Linked DNA regions of Homo sapiens: region 1 is linked to region 2. Evidence: chromatin contacts called from ENCODE Hi-C data. All regions are on one chromosome and are shown on one strand. Each heading gives the region's core, a stretch centred on a gene start or an enhancer-like site at or near the end of the contact. The rest is flanking DNA. Distances are from core to core; before and after follow the strand shown. Region 1 holds the start of SLC26A1 (solute carrier family 26 member 1). Region 2 holds the start of TMEM271 (transmembrane protein 271).

What was found. Hi-C counts contacts between places; a loop is a spot of excess contacts on that map.
Region 1: a map with no recorded cell type shows a loop between it and region 2 (6-fold over the local background). The contact joins the promoter of SLC26A1 here to the promoter of TMEM271 in region 2. A Hi-C loop is called at or near these places in 1 of 37 single-sample maps with no recorded cell type.

What each region holds. Positions count from the first base shown.
Region 1 is chr4:991,813-997,529 of GRCh38, forward strand. It overlaps SLC26A1 (solute carrier family 26 member 1), which reads right to left and starts at 1,592. Exons shown (of 3, transcript NM_022042.4): 1 at 1,489-1,592. All of the region lies in intron 2 of IDUA (alpha-L-iduronidase), which reads left to right. RefSeq lists enhancers at 929-1,740, 1,741-2,552.
Region 2 is chr4:571,609-578,067 of GRCh38, forward strand. It overlaps TMEM271 (transmembrane protein 271), which reads right to left and starts at 4,687. Exons shown (of 1, transcript NM_001362796.2): 1 at 2,272-4,687. The coding sequence starts at 4,454. The coding sequence ends at 3,297. It overlaps LOC105374338 (a long non-coding RNA gene), which reads left to right and starts at 5,560. Exons shown (of 3, transcript NR_148199.1): 1 at 5,560-6,459. RefSeq lists enhancers at 2,880-2,969, 3,342-4,035.

The DNA.
Region 1 (5,717 bases), core at 342-2,841, 420 kb after region 2:
TGGGGCGGACCCCTCGCCCACCCAGGGCCGGGGATTGGTGCTGGGCCTTCTCCTGGCAGCGCGGGCCCCAGCCCCCTGCCCGGTATGGATGGACGCTGGGCCCTGCTGGATCCAGAATCCATCGTGAGGTGAGATGGGATTACGACACCAAGCCCATGCCATGGGGTGTGCTGAGGCCAGCAGTGCTGAGGGGCGGCGTGGCGGCACCCTGTCCAGGCTCAGCTCCGGCCTATTGGCTCTGCGGTTCCTGGCTGAAAACCACCCTGTAGCCTCCTGAAGCTCACCTCCCCAACGGGGCAGGAACAGGCTGGGCTGCCACCACGCACATGTGCCTACCGTCAGAATGTCACAGTCACTGGACACAGGTGCAGGCAAGCCTGAGTCCAGCTGCTCCGTGTCCACCTCCCTGGCTCCCCAGGTTGGCAAACGGTCCTGCTGTCCACCCCATGCCCACACCAGAGCCCTCCCTCCCCCATCCAAACCATCGCCTGCTCTCCTGGAGACACCTCCACCCACCCCTCTGTCACCTGCCCTGTGGGTCCTGGGGCTGGCGGAAGTCTCAGGAAGAGGCCTCCTATGTCCCTGCCAAGCTTTGTGGGTACTGGGACCCCAAGTCTGCTGGGGGAGCAGCACTCAGACACTAGCCTAGCCCATCCGCCTGGACTTGGGACAGAATTCTGAGAATATGCCTGGACGGGGGCCCCATCAGGGCCAGCTGGGAGGGGAGGAGGGTGACTGGCGTCTGTCTCCCCTGCCCAGACAGTTCTGGGACGTGAGGCGCCCTTTTTCCCAGGCTGCACCAGCTCACTGTGGAACGGCCATGACACACTGTCCCGAGGCAGCACCGAGAGGGCCCAGCCCGCTGCACACAGTCACCCTGGGCCGGCAGAGCCGGAAGGGCACCTGACCTTTCCCTTGATCTCGGAAAACACCGTGGCGTTAGGGAGGCGGTGCTTAGAGGCCTGACTGGTCCCACGTGAGGCCTCGGGTCTGTCCTGTTTGCAGACTCCAATGTACTTTCACTTTAAACATTCTTCTCAGCGACGTTAGGCAAAGACTTTGCTCCCAGGACACCAGGTGCCCAGGACACCCTGGAGCCTGGGCTGAGCCTGCTGTTTGCACGCTGGCCCAGGGTGTGCGAGCTCCAGTCTCCTGGCGGGTGTGTTGGGGCAGTGAGCCCAGCCTGGTAGGTTGACACATGCAGGCTGGGCACAGCACCCCTGGGGCACAGAGCGGGGGTCCTGGCCCTCAGGCAACATTGCAAGAGTTGTGTCCCCTTCCCTGGAAGACCCCACCACACTGGGTCCCTGGATGCCCTGAAGCCCACCCCAAGCCCCTGGGGTCCAGGTGTGTGGAATGGGGACAGTAGGGCCACCTGCCTTGAGCCTGAGGGTGCCCCTAAGAAACCACGAGTCCAGGGCATTTCTGGCCTCGGCTCCCACGCCCCCCTCTGCTGCAGCTGAGATCTGGGCCCAGGATGGTTCTTACCTGAGGGAGTCCTCACAGGCGCGGAGGGCCCTGGGATGACGAGGGGCTGGCAAGACCACCGAGGACCGCAGGGCCCTCTGGCTCCCGCGAGCAGCGGGGAGAGTGGGGGTGGTGGCGCCAACCTGCAGGCAGTGGTCTGTGCCCTGGACTCTGTAGTTCAATTATTTACCTACAGATTGCTGAGTCATGGGTTTCTCCAGCCATGTTACCTGATCGGCTGATCCGGGAGTTGAACTGTAATCAGGGGCTTGTAGGAGTTAGAGCTGTGTGGGCCTCTGAGGAGCTCCCAGCCTCCCAGGAGCCGCTGCAGCTGTGGCTCTGCGGCCCTGCCGGGGGGGCTTAGGGACCAGCGGGAGGCGGGGGCTCAGGGGCTGAGCACAGGTAAACCTTCAGCTCTGGGGTCTGGGGTCGAGTGCAGCAGCCTTCAAACCCAGGCGGGGCTGAGGGAGGCTTGGTCTCCGTGTCCAGTCGCCGGACACCCTCCTGGTCCTGCAAGGAGCCAGCCTGGTCCAAGCTGGAGCAGGGCAGAGGCTGACAGCCGGCTCAGCCCAAGGCTGCCGGTGCGTGCATATGCGTGTGTGCTCGCGTAAGCCCTGTGTGTGGTGCTCACCGCCCAGGGCGAGGACTGCCGGGGTCAAGGTGCCGTGACTGGCCAGGAGTCCTGGTCTGACTGGACCCAGCACCGACCCACAGCGCCTGGTCACCCTCACGGCTCCTCTGCCCTCCCCTCTACCACAGACCAGGACCGGCAGTGCCTGCCTCATAGGGCTGGGGTGAAGATAAATGATTTTTTTAAGTGAACTAAATTAGGCCCACACGTGAAAATAAGGGTAAGCTGCTTTTTAAAAGGAATTATTAGCCAGGCACGATGGTTCACTCCTGTAATTCCAACACTTTGGGAGGCCTAGACAGGAGGATCGCTTAAGGCCAGCAGTTCAAGACCAGCCTGGTCAACATAGTGAGACGCCCCCCACCTTTTCTTTTTTTTTTTTTGAGGCGGAGTCTTGCTCTGTCACCCAGGCCGGAATGCAGTGGTGTGATCTCGGCTCACTGGAAGCTCTGCCTCCTGGGTTCACGCCATTCTCCTGCCTCAGCCTCCTGAGTAGCTGGGACTACAGGCGCCCGCCACCGCGCCCGGCTAATTTTTTTTTTTTTGAGACGGAGTTTCGCTCTGTTGCCCAGGCTGGAGTACAGTGGCATGATCTCGGCTCACTGCAAGCTCTGTCTCCCGGGTTCAAGTGATTCTCCTGCCTCAGCCTCCCGAGTAGCTGGGACTACAGGCACCCGCCACCACGCCCGGCTAATTTTTTGTATTTTTAGTAGAGACGGGGTTTCACCATGTTAGCCAGGATGGTCTTGATCTCCTGACCTCGTGATCCACCCACCTCGGCCTCCCAAAGTGCTGGGATTACAGGCTTGAGCCACTGCACCCGGCCGCCCCCTGCCCCCCAACCTTTAAAAAATTAAAAGTAAAAAATTAGCTGGGTGTGGTGGTGTGTGCCTGTATCCCAGCTACTCAAGCGGCTCAGGTGGGAGCATGGCTTGAGCCCAGGAGTTTGAGGCTGCCATGAGGTATGATTAGGCCACTGCACCCTATCCTAGGCCACAGAGCAAGAGCCCGTCTCAAAAACAAACGCTGTCATTGGCCCAGCACTTTGGGAAGCTAAGGTAGGAGGATTGCTTGAGCCCTGGAGGTCCAGGCTGCAGTGAGGTATGTTTGTAGCGCTTCACTCCAGCCTACAAGTCTTTTTTTTTTTTTTTTGAGATGGAGTCTCGCTCTGTTGCCCAGGCTGGAGTGCAGTGGCACAATCTCGGCTCACTGCAGCCTCTGCCTCCCGGGTTCAAGCGATTCTCCTGCCTCAGCCGCCTGAGTAGTTGGGACTACAGGCGTGTGCCACCACGCCCGGCTAATTTTTGTATTTTTAGTAGAGACAGGGTTTCACTATGTTGGTCAGGCTAGTCTTGAACTCCTGACCTTGTGATCCACCCGCCTCGGCCTCCCAAAGTGCTGGGATTACAGGCGTGAGCCACCGTGCCCGGCCAGTTCTGTCTCAAAAAAAAAAAAAAAATTCCTTGGGAGCCTCAGGTCCCCCCGACTTTGACAGTGAGTACTGGGTGGGAGCCTGCACGGGGCACCTGTGGCCGGAGGGTGAGTGTAACGAGGGGCTGCAGCCCTCAGTGCTCTCCCATCCCAAGGGAGGCCAGGAGGCTGCGGTGGGTCCCTCGGGTGGGGCTGGAAGGCCAACCCGGCCCTGGCACCTTGGGCAGCCTGACTCTGTCCGGGGAACAGAAGCCACAGGCTCTACTTCTCCTGTCCATGTGGGATTGAAGCCGAGGGTCTCGCAGAACCAGCTGATGTGCCGGGGCTCCATTTCCCCAAGACGAGGACACTGACATTGATGGGGCACAGCCCCGGAGGGAGGAGACCCTGGACACTCACCCCACCAAAGGTACCTCCTTGTGGAAGCCGTCTGCCAAGCGCTGCTAGTTCCCCACAGCCCTGGGTGAGCCCAGGGAAGACTGGGCTGCAGTGCCCCCATTTGGAGGTGAAATGGGAGTGGAATGTAGTTGGGATGGCCAGAGAGTAGGAGACATCCTAAGTGTGAGATGTGGACAGGGCTGAATGCTCCAGGGTCTCGTACCCCAGAGTGTGAGATGCGGGCAGGGCTGAACGCTCTGGGGTCTCGTACCCCTGAGTGTGAGATTCGGGCAGAGCTGAACAGGCTCCAGGGTCTCATACCCCCATAGCCTCCACCTGGGATGCCCTCTCCAAGTCTGATTTCTCCTCGAAGCCCCTGCCCTGTCCTCCAGAGTCTGAGCCCTTGCTTCCACCCCAGCCCAACCTGGGCCCCAGTGGTCCCTGGGAAGCAGCTGTTTGCTCAGCAGTTGGGAGCTGTGCTGTAAGAAGCGGTTGGCCAGTGGGTGGGGTAAGGCAGTCACGCAGGGCCTCAGGTCCCTCCCTGGGACAGATAAGGGCCCCTCTGGGTGCAGCCACCAGCAGGGTTGTTGGAGAACTGGGGAGACCCAGGGGGCTGGGGTTGTTCCCTCAAGGTCTCCCTAAAGGAGGCAGGGAGGACCTGGGTGCTACAGCAGGGGTGGGGCACCTGGTGCAGACGCCTGCATGCAGGGTGGGGTGGGCAGTGCCACCTGGGGCCACAGAAAAACCTGGAGTGGGAGGTGGCCCTTCCCCCCTCAGGAAAGGTGGTGGAGGTTTCCAGAGGCTGGCTTATGGGGACCTGTGGTGAGGTTTTAGGCAGGTGAGCGTAGTTCAGGAACAGCCTCAGCCGCACTGCAGGGGCCTGGCCTCAGGTCTTCTGCAGGCATTGGGCCTTATGCCCTTTTAGTCCCCACCTAGGCTGGGTGTCTAAAGTAGGTGAGGTCATCACTGCAGGATCCTTGGGGCCTGACCTGCCCCCTCCCACGTGTCTCTGCCTCAGTTTCTCTGAGCATTGAGGCAGTGGCTGGTGCTGTCCTGTGGCCAGGCCCAGAGGCTGAGTGCCCAGGGGGTCCAGGGGCCTTGCTGGCCAGAGAGAGTGGGTAGCCCATTCTACCCCGAGCCTGTGCACGCGCAGGGCTGCCAACACCTCCTTCCTTCCCCGCTTGGCCCACGCAGGACAGGGGGCGTGGGGGCCCCAGCAACTGGGACCTGCCTGAATCCGCCTCCCTCCTGAACCCCCCTCCCGCCTGAACCCCTGGCCAGTCTTGTGTCACACGCTTACTTCCTTAGTTTTGTCTTTAAATCAGCCGTTTTACATTGGAGTCCATTTACTGGGAAAGGAGACCTTGCATCCTTGCCTCCCACCCGTGGGAAGAAGCCCGGCCGACAGGGCTTTGAGACCGGACCCGAGTTTATTCCCAGAGACCCTCCCGCGGGTGGGCGAGCTCCGAGGTCTGGAGAAGAGGAGGCCCCGGCCCGCACCCTCTAGCACCTGTGTCCCCTTCGTCCCGGCCACAGATGCAGGTTCTCCCAAGAGGCGGGTCTGTACCCGCCCCGCGCCCCCAGCCCAGCGGGCCCGGCCTCCGCCCCTGCCCCGCACTCCCACCCCCACCCTCAGGAGAGCGCGGCCCTGCTCCCCACCCCGCGCGGTCTCCCCCCACCGCCTGCGAACCCCCATGCACGCGCGGCCCCGCCCCGCGCACTCACCAGGCCCGGCAGCCGCGCGGTCTTAGCGGCTCACGCGCTCGGGCCCAGGGGCGGGGACGTGGGGACCCGGGCGGCCGCTCAGCCG
Region 2 (6,459 bases), core at 3,437-5,936:
CTCATTATTCAGCTAGAGCAGTAACTAGCAAGTCAGTGGTAACTAGGAAGGAAGATTGATGTCTTCGTGATGCTCCACTCATTTCCCTGAGAATTGATCTTTGGGGCAATTTGAGTTTAGAGGTATGTGGGATTCTATTTCCTCTGGTAAACTTAAAAAAAACAAACAAACAAACAAAAAAAAAACCACCTTGATATTCCACATTAGTACATGAACACCTATGACAGTGGAGGTAAGAATACTCCCGGAGTTAGGGACACTCAATCTTAAAACTACTCATCTAACTTTCTGGTCACACGGAAGAGGCCAGTTTGCCCCAGCTAGGTCTCTGTGCACCCCTAGATTATCCTGCCACCCCGGCCAGGGAGGTGTACACAGGGACAGGAGGGTGTGCACGCAGGGACAGGACAGGTGTGCTTGCAGGCGACAGGACGAGTGTGCCCGCAGGAATAGGAGGGTGTGCACACAGGGACAGGAAGGGGGTGCAAGCAGGGACACGAGGGGTGTGCAAGTGGGGACAGGACGGGTGTGCAAACGGGCGACAGGATGGGTGCGCACGCAGGTACAGGAGGATGTGCCCATAGGGACAGGAGGATGTGCGAGCAGGGACGGGAGAGTGTGCCCGAAGGTACAGGAGGGTGTGCGTGCAGGGACAAGAGGATGTGTGCTCAGGGACACGAGGGTGTGCACGCAGGGAAGGAGGGTGTGTATGCAGAGGGATAGGACGGTGTGTATGCGGGGACAGGAGGGTGTGCGTGCAGGGACAGGAGGGTGTGCACACACACAGGGACAGGACGGTGTGCCCGCGGGGACAGGACGGTGTGCATGCAGGGATAGGAGGGTGTGTCCACAGTGATAGGACGGTGTGAAGCCTACTCCTGGCCATGGGCCTCTGCCCCTATCTTCTGCCTTCTGTTCTGTCCCAAGAAAAGCCTGACACTCTAAAGAGGTCGCCGATTTTGATCACAAGTTTGAAAGACTCATAAGGCATCTAACATTTTAAGCTGTACAAACAAAATTAAAACTAAACACTTCGGAAAACAAAAAGCACACAAGAAATTTGGCTTTTTGCATCTGCACTGCCCATGCATTTGCTCCAGCCAGGGCAGTGCCAGGCAGCCTTCTGCAGGGAGCCACCAAGTGCCCACCCCCGGGCAGGTCCACCTGGCTGCCCCTGTTGCGTAGTTCTGGGAGGCTGGCCTTGCAGCCACCTGAGAGGCCTCTGCTCGGAAAGCAGGAGGCACCTGACAATGCCACGCTGATTGGATGTGAGCAGACAGAAGGAAGTATCTTAAAAGTCACACTGCTCTGCCAGCGATCACATTTTTGCTTAGGTTGATGACTGCTGGGCTGGTTGTCCTGGGGCAGGAAAGGACTGGGCTGTAAATGGACAGTGGGACCAGTCAGGTCATGCCCTCTGTCTGGCTGGACCCCCTTTCTCACTCCACCATTCAGGGAGGCCTATTATGAGCCACTATCTGAAGAAGCCTGTGGATGAAAACCTAGTAAATTGGCTGTGATTCTTTGTCCTCCAGCAGCATCCACATAGCAAGGAGAGGACACTGGCCCATGGCATCTTTGACCAGATCCCCAAGCTTCGCAGTAACTGAGCAGGCATCAGCAGGGGAAGGTTTGCCAGCTCTGGAGATCAGCCCCCTGAATGGTGACAGGTTTCACTTCCCATCATGGAAATGGGGCTGGAGCCTCCTGCCTCTTGTGGCCTCTGCAGTAGCAGGGAAGCCCAGCCAGAAGCCAGCAGGGATGGGGGCCTTGGTCACCAGGGGTATAGGGAGCTCCAGCTTTGGGCAACTAGGAGCTGAGGAGAGGCCTCACTCCAGAGCCTGCACCTGAAAACTATGCTCCATCCTTAAATTTGGCTACTTTTTCACAGCTATAAGTAGACTTCCATACACAATACAGATATTACACGTGGTTTCTGTAGCTTCTCTCTCCTAACTGCTCTGTGCTGGCACTCACCCCGCAGAGCACTGGCTGCCTCCCCAGTCCCACGGCAGGAGGTACTCATCTTTCCCACCAGGCTGTGGCTCTGCTCCCAGCTGCTCAGGGTCAGCAGCTACCAGCCTGATGCCACAATTCCAGCATGTGGGAGTCCGATCACCTTTTCCCAAGACTTGGAGCCGGACTGGCTCCCAGCCAGCCCAGCAGACAGATGGAAACACACTCCACGAGCATATGGAACTCATTTCATATCATGTGTGAAAACACACACACACATAGCCTCATCATTTAAAAGTATGACCTTCACATCAATTAAGGCGATTACGGGGTATATTTGAAATGAAATGCTATCATACTCAAAATTACCAGATTAATGAAATAATCAACAGGAAAATTATCTATGCCAGAAAAACTATGACTGATTTTCCGAAATAGGATTAAATTGTTCATATGTATTAATCAAAAATAAGATCTGCTTTGCAGTCGAAACCACACAACCAGTTTCCAAAAAAAAAAAAAGAAAAGAAAAAAGAAATGTATGGGATGTGGCATCAGGGTCTCTACACACACAGAAAGTTAGCTTTAGAAAGAGGCTGGATTCAGTCAACTAGCTAGCAGAATACAACTGTTCAAACTCAACATTTGTCCGACCAAATGAAACCATTTCCCCCCACACTGACTTGTGCGTAGACATCCTCTAATTCCAATTTGATGAATATTCTCCAATAACATAGCAATTAATTTAATAAAGGAACTCACCAATTTTAAATTGCAATAAATTTACCAAACATTTTCACTATTTATGGAGAGCTTTACAGTAAGAAAGTATCAACAAAAGCAGGCACATCCGTGTACAAAGTGTTGCTGTTGGGTGTTCTCACTTCTTCTTTCTGAATTACCAGCTGCTCTGCGTCTCTGTCTGCTCTTCCTCCGTGGGAAGTCGCCGTCCTGGGGCGCTCGCTCTGTCCCCCTCGCCTCGGACCACCAGGCAGAGCAGCCCCAGGGTTTGGACTTGCCAAGAAAAGTGCAGTCGGGCTAGCCAAGCCCAAACATTTATTGTAAACTTGAAAATGGAATCCAGATATGAACGACACAAATAAGAAGAGAAACCTCCCAGATACAGAAATGGTCACATCAGGGGCCCCCTCCTGTGGTCACGGAGCCCGCAGAGGGGGCCAGGCCGGAGGCTGCAAAGCCACGTGGAAGAGGCGGCGCCCCTGAGGCCTGGCCCTGGACCCCGCCCCGCTGCCCGTCCTCCCTTGCCGCGGGGGTCCTGAGCGGGGCGGGGTGGGTGGAACGCAAGCGCGGTCCGCGGGATGGGGGTCCGGCCCGCGGGATCAGCAGGCCCGATGGGTCTCCCAGGGCCGCGGCGTCTCGCAGGGCGGCCGGCAGCAGTAGGGGTAGGAGGCGTTGAGGTCGGGGTCCGAGGGCGCGTACCCCGGCAGCTCCACCGACGGGTGCCCCCCGCAGCGCACCTCCGCGCCCGCCTCGTCCAGCGCGTGGAGGACGCCTACGTTGATGTAGGAGACCGCGTGGTGCGCCGCGAAGCCCGCGCAGTCCCCGGGGGCGGCCAGGTCCGACTCCTCCGGGGACAGGATGGAGGCCTCGCTCGGCCGCTGCTGCAGCCGCCGCCCCCGCCGGCCCCGCCGGCCCCGGCGCGCCCGAGAGGCGGGCGGCTGCGCGCGGAGCCCGGAGCCGCCGCGGGGCCGCGCCAGGGCCCGGCCTCCCCTCCGCCTGCCGCGCCGACCGCGCCGGGCCTGCGACGACTTGTAGTTCTTGACGAGCAGGAGGCTGAGCAGGCCCAGCAGGCACTCAAGCGAGTTGAAGACGGTGGAGAGCACCAGGCCGCGCTGGTAGTCCTTCAGCTGGCGGCACTTGGCGGACGTGGCGCTGTCCAGGGTGCTGCGAGCGCGCGGGGCGCCGGGGGCCGAGCCCGGCGCCGAGCCGGGGGCCGAGCCCGGGGCCGAGCCGGGGGTTGAGCCCGGGGCCGAGCCGGGGCTCGAACCTGGCGCCCGCGGGGGCAGGCAGTAGTGCGAGTACTTGCGCTCCACCAGGGACACGGTGTCGCCGTCGATCACGGCGCCCGCGAATGCGCTGAGGACCCCGAGCATGAAGACCAGGACGCCGAGCAGAAGCAGGTTCTGGCTGCTCACCGGCCCCGGGGCCCCGGCCGCGGCCCCCGACTCGCCCGGCGTGGCCTCGGGAGCGCCTGCCGGCGCCGCGGGGACCCCCAAACCCGGGCCCGGTTCCGACCCCGCGAGGGGCGCGTCCCGGGGTCCGCAGCAGAGCAGGGCGGCGCCGAGCAGTGAGAGGCCGGCGGCCAGCAGCAGCCCGGAGTAGAAGGCGCCGGCGGCGGCCCCCAGGCGGAACGGCTCCCCGCGCAGCTCCGAGCCCAACGAGAAGCACTTGAGGCCGACGGCGGCGGCGCTGAGCGCGCAGGCGAGCAGGAGGCAGGAGGAGAGCGCGGCGCAGGCCCCGCGGACGCTCCACTTCATCCTCCGCGCCCGAGCCGGCCCGCACCCCGCGCGCCCGCCGCCGCCCGCCGCCGCCCCCGCCGCCTGCGCCTCCTCCCGGCGCCGCGCGGCCGGACCGCCGGCCTCCTCCTCATCCTCCCGCGTCCTCCCGGGCCCGCGCCGCCGCCGCCGGAGCCCGCATCCTCCGCCTCCCGCCGCCGCCGCCGCCGCCGCCGCCGCCGCGACCCCGCGCCGGGAACCGATGCGGCGCAGAGACCGCAGGGCGCGCGCCCCCTCCCCAGCCCGCGGGGCCCCTCCCAGGAGGCTCGTTCCCCCCCAACCCCCCACCCCGCCCGCGGCCCCGCGCGCCTCGCCCTGGCGCCGCCCTTCCCCGCCCCCGGCAGCCCCCGCCACCCCCGGGACGCCCCTCCGCTTCCTCCTCCCGGAGCGGGGGCCCCTGGCCGCGTCTCTCCGCCTTCCCTCCCTATCCGCGCCCCTATCCGGCGCGGGCCGCTGCGGAAACGCAGCTCTCCACCCCCAGCTGGCTCTCCCGGACCCCCTGGGCCCCACCCTCAGCGCTCCCCACCGCTCGGCGCCCCTGCGTCTGCGCTCCCCTCTCTCCCCTCTCTATCCACTGGGTCTGGGCCGCACTTCCCGCCCACCCGCCTGCCAGCGGCCGGGAAGCCTGTGGAAGTTATGGGGATGCAGGGAGAGGGGGAGAGGGGAGCTTGTGTGCTAGGGGTGAGTGGGTATGGGGGAGAGCCTGGGTAAGGAGAAGGGGAAAGGGGGAGCCTGGGAAAGGAGGGAGGAAAGGAGGAGAGCCCGGGTGCTGGGGTGGGGGGGAAAGGAGCCCGGGGAGGGAGGGGGAGGGGCCGGGAGCTGGGGGGGGTGGGAAGGAGCCCGGGGAGGGAGGGGGAGGGGCCGGGAGCTGGGGGGGGGTGGGAAGGAGCCCGGGGAGGGAGGGGGAGGGGCCGGGAGCTGGGGGTAAGGGAGGAGTGAGCCTGGGTGCTGTGGGGGGAGGGGGTTGTTCAAGGGATGGGGACGATCAGGGTCTCTGGGAAGTGCTGACGTGTGCGCGTGTGCGGTGTGTTGCTTGTGGGTGCGTGTGTGGTGTGTGCATGTGTGTGCGCGCGCGTGTGTGCGGGGTGTGCCGTGAGCGTGTGCCCGCGGTTCGGGGGATGAGTAGGGGCGCTGACTTTTAGGACCAGCCATTTGAGTCAAGCTGGAGACGACGTCTTAGAACCTAGGATGAGTCTCGTTTGGTTTTAGTCTGCAAAGCTCGTCTGCATCAGACAGGAATTTTCCCCAGACGCGGGTGCACGTGAATTAATTCATCAGAAGGCGGTTCACGGCCTGAGTGAGGGGGACGAGGGCGGCGAATTCCTCCGCCTCATTCCTACCCTGACGATTCGAGGTGGGTGAGAGGAAGGCGTGGGGCGGCTGGGTGCGTGGGGTGGGGGAAGGTCACCTCTTCGGCCTCTCTGGGCCCTCCAGCCTCTTCCTGAGAGGAGCTCGCCTCGGCCCCTTGGTTGGGGGGATGGGAGCGTCTCCGGAAGGCCCTCGGCCGAGCAGCTGGGCCTGCACCCCTGGTCCCTTCCAGTTCGTTTCTGCTGCGGCGGCAAGAGGCTGGGGAGCCGATGACTCACCCTGCCGGCTAATTGCAGCGTTAAATAACTTTGCGCCGGATTCGGTGGCTGCAGCAGGGAACGCGCTCCGGGCGCCGGGGGAGGTGGAGGGACGCCCTGAGAACGCACCTCCGTCCCTGTCACCAGCCTTAGCAAGTTCTGGCCTGTGGAGCCGTCATCCAGAGCGCACAGCTTCATGCCCTTGAAGGGCGCAGTGTGTCCCGTGGTGCCCGGTGGGCCCGGACAGAGACCCCAGAGGCTCTGTCTGAAGGAAGCTGCACCCACAGACTCCATCCAGGCAGCGCGGGCGCGGTCCTGTCGCCTACCTTTCTCGGAAGCCATCTGCCCATGTGAATCTATGTGAAGGCCCTTCATGCGCTCCTGGACATCTGCGTGGGATTTACTTCAACTGCTATCGCTGC